Regions from separate parts of the Homo sapiens genome. Here region 2 is linked to region 1. Evidence: chromatin contacts called from ENCODE POLR2A ChIA-PET data. All regions are on one chromosome and are shown on one strand. Each heading gives the region's core, a stretch centred on a gene start or an enhancer-like site at or near the end of the contact. The rest is flanking DNA. Distances are from core to core; before and after follow the strand shown. Region 1 holds the start of SDAD1-AS1 (SDAD1 antisense RNA 1). Region 2 holds the start of CXCL10 (C-X-C motif chemokine ligand 10).

What was found. ChIA-PET counts read pairs that join two places held with the same protein, here RNA polymerase II (POLR2A).
Region 2: POLR2A ChIA-PET joins it to region 1 with 12 read pairs in activated T-cell. The contact joins the promoter of CXCL10 here to the promoter of SDAD1-AS1 in region 1. POLR2A ChIA-PET finds 5 or more read pairs at or near these places in 4 of 52 experiments (H1, OCI-LY7, activated CD8-positive, alpha-beta memory T cell and 1 more).

What each region holds. Positions count from the first base shown.
Region 1 is chr4:75,978,728-75,982,317 of GRCh38, reverse strand. SDAD1-AS1 (SDAD1 antisense RNA 1) reads right to left here and starts at 1,528. Exons shown (of 3, transcript NR_125906.1): 1 at 1,353-1,528. SDAD1 (SDA1 domain containing 1) reads left to right here. Exons shown (of 22, transcript NM_018115.4): 2 at 281-385; 3 at 848-946.
Region 2 is chr4:76,021,709-76,025,298 of GRCh38, reverse strand. CXCL10 (C-X-C motif chemokine ligand 10) reads left to right here and starts at 1,802. Exons shown (of 4, transcript NM_001565.4): 1 at 1,802-1,928; 2 at 2,482-2,608; 3 at 2,844-2,933; 4 at 3,351-3,590. The coding sequence starts at 1,868. The coding sequence ends at 3,369. It also overlaps a transcript of ART3 not described here.

The DNA.
Region 1 (3,590 bases), core at 279-2,778:
TTTGGGATTCATGCTTCTCTGTTCTTACACCATGCTGCCTAAACTTGTAGTGATAATTCCAAGGAAAAGTTCTTTAGATTATCTGTGATGTGCTCAGGTCTTTAAAAAGCGCACTTTGAAGAATGCAGATAAGGCAAAAGGAGTGTTTTTATATACTTTTGCATTATCTTTTTCTCCATGTGATCGTCAACAGTTTCTACTAAGAATTTCTCTACTGAATGTCTGTACTGAGAAAGTCATGTAATACAATGTGACAAACTTAAATTTTATTTTTCTGCAGTTTCTACAGCAGTATAATCACTACAAATCCAATGTGGAGATTTTCAAATTGCAACCAAATAAACCCAGCAAAGAACTAGCAGAGCTGGTGATGTTTATGGCACAGGTAAGAATATAATTGCTTAAATAAAGACCAGTATTAACACACAGTTTGCTGAATGTTTTTTCACTAATACTCAACCTTATTCCACTCTGGAATGGGAACTTAATTAAAATATTTTTCTAACTTTCCCTTTTTGCAAATTTTATTTTCTCCCTATCATGAGTTAGAGAATGTCACTAGATCTTTTTGCATAACTAACCAGGACAAAACTTTAAGACTATTTTTTTTCTTCAAATTCATCATAAAAGCAGGTACTAAATCATGCCATAAATATTACTAAGACTAGAGAAACCATGATAAATGTTGGAGAAATTAACATGTAGAAGGAAAAGAAGGTTGTTTGGAACCATCTACTTCTATGAAACATAGCCTTTTACTCTCGTTTTGCAGAACATCCTAAATGTATGCATCTGAATTATAGGAGAGAAAGAGAGCAACTTCAGAAGAGCCTTTGCTTTGTTACAGATTAGTCACTGCTACCCAGAGTACCTAAGTAATTTTCCTCAAGAGGTGAAAGATCTTCTCTCCTGCAATCATACCGTATTGGATCCAGATCTGCGAATGGTAGGACCAGTAGTTGGATGAATAAATTGTGCTGTGTTCATGTGTGCTGCGTTCATATATATTTAAATGAGAACAGCCTCTAAGCTAATTATCTTCAGAAAACGTAAATTATAATGTATTATCCTTTCCTAAAAATCCTTCTATGGCTTCTCATTTATACTTAGAGTAAAACGGAAACTTAATAACCTGGCTCAAAAGTGCCTGCATGATCTGCTTCCAGCCTGTGTTTCTGATATCATATTGTTTTCAGCTACACTGTGATCTTTCTATTCTTCCAGCACACTAACCCTACAGGATGCTCTTTAACCTTTTGAGATGATTTCTTCTAGTCATTCAAATCTCATATGCATGTAGAATCCTAATCACAACTTGTCATTTTTATAATGCCTTAAATTAGTAAACTTACCCATTAGACAGTCAGTTTGAGCATTTCATCATTGTCCTTTTAGTGGTTGGGGTTGAGTCCTGGCTGACATTCCCTTCACGAGGCCGGTGTACCTGTTTGCCCCACTTGTTGTGAATGTCAGCTGCTGGTGGCCCTCAGCTGCCCTTTCTCTGCAACATTGTCCTCAGCTAAATCGGAGTCCTAGTGCCTGGGAGGTGTCCTCCTACCCTAGTAGCCCACAGCCCATTATCATGTGGTACAAAAGCCCAGCCCATTACCTCAGGGTGGCTCTGACTCCAATGCAGGATGTGCTCCAGTGTTTTCCTGTGTTGGGACTAAAGCTAGTCTCCAGTCAAGGGCACATCCTTGCTTTGCTTTGCGTGTCTCTGCACTATCCTCCTTCCTTCACTTCCTTTCTGAGATCATACCCCCAACAAATCACTTGTAATAAATCAGTCTCTGCTTCTAGGGACTAAGACATTTCCAAATTTAATACATCTGCTTTTCAAACCTCTTTACAGCAGATAAGTACGCAAATATGATCACAAAACGTACTAATATCCTATAGCACAACTTGTAGAAATGCCAAGTCTTTAGATGAATATTTGTTTTCTTTTAGACTTTCTCAGGTTTTTTGTATTTCTATCATTTTTATACTACTTTAGGATTTTAGTAATTTGATTAGGCCAAAAAGAAAAAGAATACTGTCTCAGACAAGCCAAGGTTTCAGGCCCTGGGTTGTCAACTGATTGATACTCAGCTGGTACATGGGACCTGGCAGTATAGCCCAAGGGACTCCAAACTTGAACCCCTAGTCTAAAGGCTTTTACCTATGTCATGTTACTCTTGAAGTCCTTGTAGGTCATAGAGATTTGATATTTTGAGTATAGAGACTTAATGGCTTTCCAAGTAATTAGGATTTCTTTAAGTTTTATTTTCCTGGCAGTACCCCACCAAACTGGTCTGTGGGCATTATTAAATTAATATATATGCCAGGTGCACCTGTAGTCCCGGCTTCTTGGGAGGCTGAGGCAGGAGGATTGCTTGAGGTCAGGAGTTTGAGGCTGAGGTGTGGTATGAGCATGCCTGTGAATAGCCACTACACTGCAGCCTAGGCAACATAGCAAGATCCCACCTCTAAATTTTTTTTTAAATGGAAAAAAATGTGTATGTATATTTCTTTATAGTGCTTTATGATGATTAGTAGGTTTTTAAAAAATAATAAAGATTTCCGCCAGGCGCGGTGGCTCACGCCTGTAATCCCAGCACTTTGGGAGGCCGAGGCAGGAGGATCACCTGAGGTCGGGAGTTCGAGACCAGCCTGACCTACATGGAGAAACCCTGTCTCTACTAAAAATACAAAATAAGCCGGGCATGGTGGTGCGTGCCTGTAATCCCAGCTACTTGGGAGGCTCAGTCAGGAGAATTGCTTGAACCTGGGAGGCGGAGGTTGCAGTGAGCCGAGATCGCGCCATTGCACTCCAGCCTCTGTCTCAAAAAAAAAAAATAATAATAATAATAGAGATTTCCTTTACTAGGAGATAAAGGATTGCGTCTGTATAGTTAGCATTGCTCTTTAGAGGAAGCATTGAACACACTGGAAGAAGCTCTTTTTAATTGGTTATTGGGATAACCAACAATTCTTATCAGCCACTGGGCTATCTTTCTACCTGGTGTATTTGCTATTTTTCCAAGACTTTTTGAATCATTCCCAAGATTTTGTTCACTCTGTCCTGCTTACACAGATAGAAACATTGTATTTTTTTTGGAAGAAATAAAATATCCATATATAGTAATTCTTACCTACTTAGTCAAATCAATAAAAGTCAAGTTATATGTATTTCATTGACATTATAACTACCTTTTTATGTACTTTAAAACTTTTTTTTAGTATTATTATTTTAATTACTTTATGTTCAGATTGTCACCACCTTGCCAGGGGAAGCTTCTTAGTCCTTTTAGCAATTTCCCTGAATTTTTTTTTTTTTTTTTTTTTTTTTTTTTCTGAGACAGGGTCTGTCACTCAGCTGCCCAGGCTGGAGTACAGTGGTACGATCTTAGCTCACCGCAGCCTCAAGCTTCTGGGCTCAAGCAGTCCTCCCACCTCAGCGTGCCAAGTAGCTAGGACCACAAGGTGTGTGCCACCACACCCAGCTAATTTTTTTTTTTTTTGTGTAGAGACAAGGTCTCACTACATTGCCCAGGCTGGTCTTGAACTCCTGGCCTCAAGTGATTCTCCCACCTCAGCCTCCCAAAGTG
Region 2 (3,590 bases), core at 553-3,052, 43 kb before region 1:
CTTCCATTCATGATGTCAGACATTTCTCTGAAATTTGTTGGCATTCTATTCACAGTAAAATGTTTGTTCTGCACAAATAGGTATGGAAGGATCCCTCCATTGTCACTATTTCTCATAAGACTTTCCCTCATCAGAACGAACGCCTCTTTGCTAGGTGAAAGTCTTTTGGGTTCTGTCAGTCTCTACCTCACCTCCCTCTCTTTTGCCTTTCCGGTTTCCCACAGCTAATTCCACTGACTTATTCACTTGAAAGCTTAGCTCTATTCCAGTTCCTAGAACAGATTAACATGGGATTCAGCTCTCTAGCAAATTCCATTTACCCCAAGCAACTCACTCTCTGCTTTAATGATGGAGTTCCTACATTTGAGGATCCAAGTTTTATGTGCACCCAGTTTGCAGATACAGGCTTTATTCTTGGCCCCTGATACCAGGTTCTGAGACAGTATCTGCCTAGTACAGTAGCCTGATCCTAGGATGGAAGCTTTTCCATTCCCTGACCAATCCCTGCATTGTTGCAGCCCAGCTGACTATGAAAAGAACTCCCATATATTTTCCTAGGTTCTAAATATCACTTGCCTCAGATCTCTCATTGCAGGGTGGTGCCTGCCTTTGAAACAGTATTTCATCTTGGATTCCCTGTTACTAATCATTTGCAAAGAACACAACCAAGGACCACTATATCCATGGATACTGCTAAATTTCCACTCTCAGGTTCAACATGTGTTCCATTATATGAGTATCATGTGCTTTCTACTGCTAGCTACTATGAATAATCAGTCAAGTACTATTGAATGCTGTGAAATTAAGTTTTGCCACGATTCATCATCCAGTTAAAATTGTGCCAATTTCAGTTATCACTGTTACTAGCTCAATGGCCAACACTTTTTTTTTCTTTTTCTTTGCATTTAACAGTGTCTTGGAGCTGAACCCCATCGTAAATCAACCTGTTTCCCTTCTGTCTCAAGCTACTTTCCCAAGGTCTGTCTCTATGCGTGCCCCCCCGCTTTTAAATTCATTTCCTCAAAAAGCACCCTTTGTTTTTTACAATAACCCTAGGATAGCTATGAATCCTTTTCTCACACCATTCTAGATACCATCTTATGATGTTTTCATTCAGGGACTGCTATAAGACGTGAAACTTGTTTTAACACACCACAAATCAGATACCCAAATGAGCAATGTTTTCCCTCAAAATAGTTATGTTGGAGGCTATTTACTTAATCTAATGGTGTTATGAATGATCAAAGCATTTATTGAATTATTTAAAACTTGCCAGTTCCAGATCTTTGACCCTGTCAAAGCAGGCCAGTCCTATTACTTTATAGTATTTGATCAAGGAGGACTGTCCAGGTAAATCACTGTTCTAATAATCAGGCACAACTTGCTGTTACCAAAAAATTAGGTTTACCTATAAAGGATGAAAAATTTCTATTACTGGGGATATTTTGAAAAATAACCTCTGAAAGTAACTGTAAAAGTTTAAGTGTTGAGAAAAAGCATTATAGTTAGAATGGATTGCAACCTTTGTTTTTTTCTATATGCAATGAAGTTCTTTTTTTCAAGAAACAGTTCATGTTTTGGAAAGTGAAACCTAATTCACTATTACCAAAAAAAGAGGAGCAGAGGGAAATTCCGTAACTTGGAGGCTACAATAAATAATACCTTCGAGTCTGCAACATGGGACTTCCCCAGGAACAGCCAGCAGGTTTTGCTAAGTCAACTGTAATGCCCTTATCCAATCAGAATTAGGGAGGGAAAATGGCTTTGCAGATAAATATGGCACACTAGCCCCACGTTTTCTGAGACATTCCTCAATTGCTTAGACATATTCTGAGCCTACAGCAGAGGAACCTCCAGTCTCAGCACCATGAATCAAACTGCCATTCTGATTTGCTGCCTTATCTTTCTGACTCTAAGTGGCATTCAAGGTAAGGAACATCAAAGGATACTTAATTTGTAAAATGAGAAATAGGAATAGGTATAAATTCTAAAAATACAGAAATAATGTATTTGTAAAAGTTTCACTGCATGCTTATAAATAAGAGGGAAATAAATAGAGATTCCCTCAGATCATAAAACTTATATGAATTGAAGTGAGAGAAACAAATAGAATAAGAGAAAGAGAAGGAAAAAGGGAAGGAGGACAGAAGAGATGGGGAAGAGGGAGGATAGAGAGAGAAAATGTGAGGGAATGCGGACAGAGATGAGATACAGATACTTCCTTACCTAACTAAGCTCAATGAACCACATGAACTGTGCTTAAGGGTTTGACTTTATAATCAACAAGCTGCAATTCTTTTCTTCCAGATAATCAACTCTTTAATCATTTACAGTTGTGTTATGATGTGATCCATTCCTCCTCAGATTAAGTGACTATTTGCTGATATGGGGATATAGGTTCTGCTAAATACCACCAGTCTACATTAAATGCCTAAAATGAACACTGTGCTAACCTTCTCTGCTGTTCCTCTTTTCCTACAGGAGTACCTCTCTCTAGAACTGTACGCTGTACCTGCATCAGCATTAGTAATCAACCTGTTAATCCAAGGTCTTTAGAAAAACTTGAAATTATTCCTGCAAGCCAATTTTGTCCACGTGTTGAGATCATGTGAGTGAAATCCCATCTGATTATCACTTCCCTGGTTGTAATTATATACTGTATTAAATATGTAATGATAATAAAAAAAGATCAGTAAAGGGTTTGTGATGATTCTAAAACTAATGTACAGCAAACAAAAACATGCAGAGTGAAACTTAAATGTCTGACTTCAGAACTGCGTATGCCATCTGTTTTATTGACCCAACACAGTTTTAAATATTTTCATCCCTATTTATTTCTACAGTGCTACAATGAAAAAGAAGGGTGAGAAGAGATGTCTGAATCCAGAATCGAAGGCCATCAAGAATTTACTGAAAGCAGTTAGCAAGGAAAGGTAGGTTTGCTGTTGCCTGCAGAAGAATTGCTCTTTAGGAAACGGCAATCTTGGGAGTCAGAAATACTTGCATTGTGGTTTGCTGTGCAATCGCTGGTTTAAAAGTATGTTACCACCACGCCCTCCCCTACCTCCATTTATTTAAATGCTGAGGCACCATCTTGTGTGATAAGTATCAGAAGTTACCCTGATTACCAGTCAACCTTGAAGTACAGCTATAACTATCTAAGCAAAACTGACAACATTTTCCCCAAGTCTTTCATGGTTGAAAAAAGCAACCCCTATAATCCATAATGAATGCATAGCAGCAGGAAAGCTCAGTTATCTATTCTATGAACTCGGTACTTTCCAAACACAACCCAATCTGAAGCCAGAGTCAGACTATCACACTTTTATATCCCCTTTCTCTTCTTACAGGTCTAAAAGATCTCCTTAAAACCAGAGGGGAGCAAAATCGATGCAGTGCTTCCAAGGATGGACCACACAGAGGCTGCCTCTCCCATCACTTCCCTACATGGAGTATATGTCAAGCCATAATTGTTCTTAGTTTGCAGTTACACTAAAAGGTGACCAATGATGGTCACCAAATCAGCTGCTACTACTCCTGTAGGAAGGTTAATGTTCATCATCCTAAGCTATTCAGTAATAACTCTACCC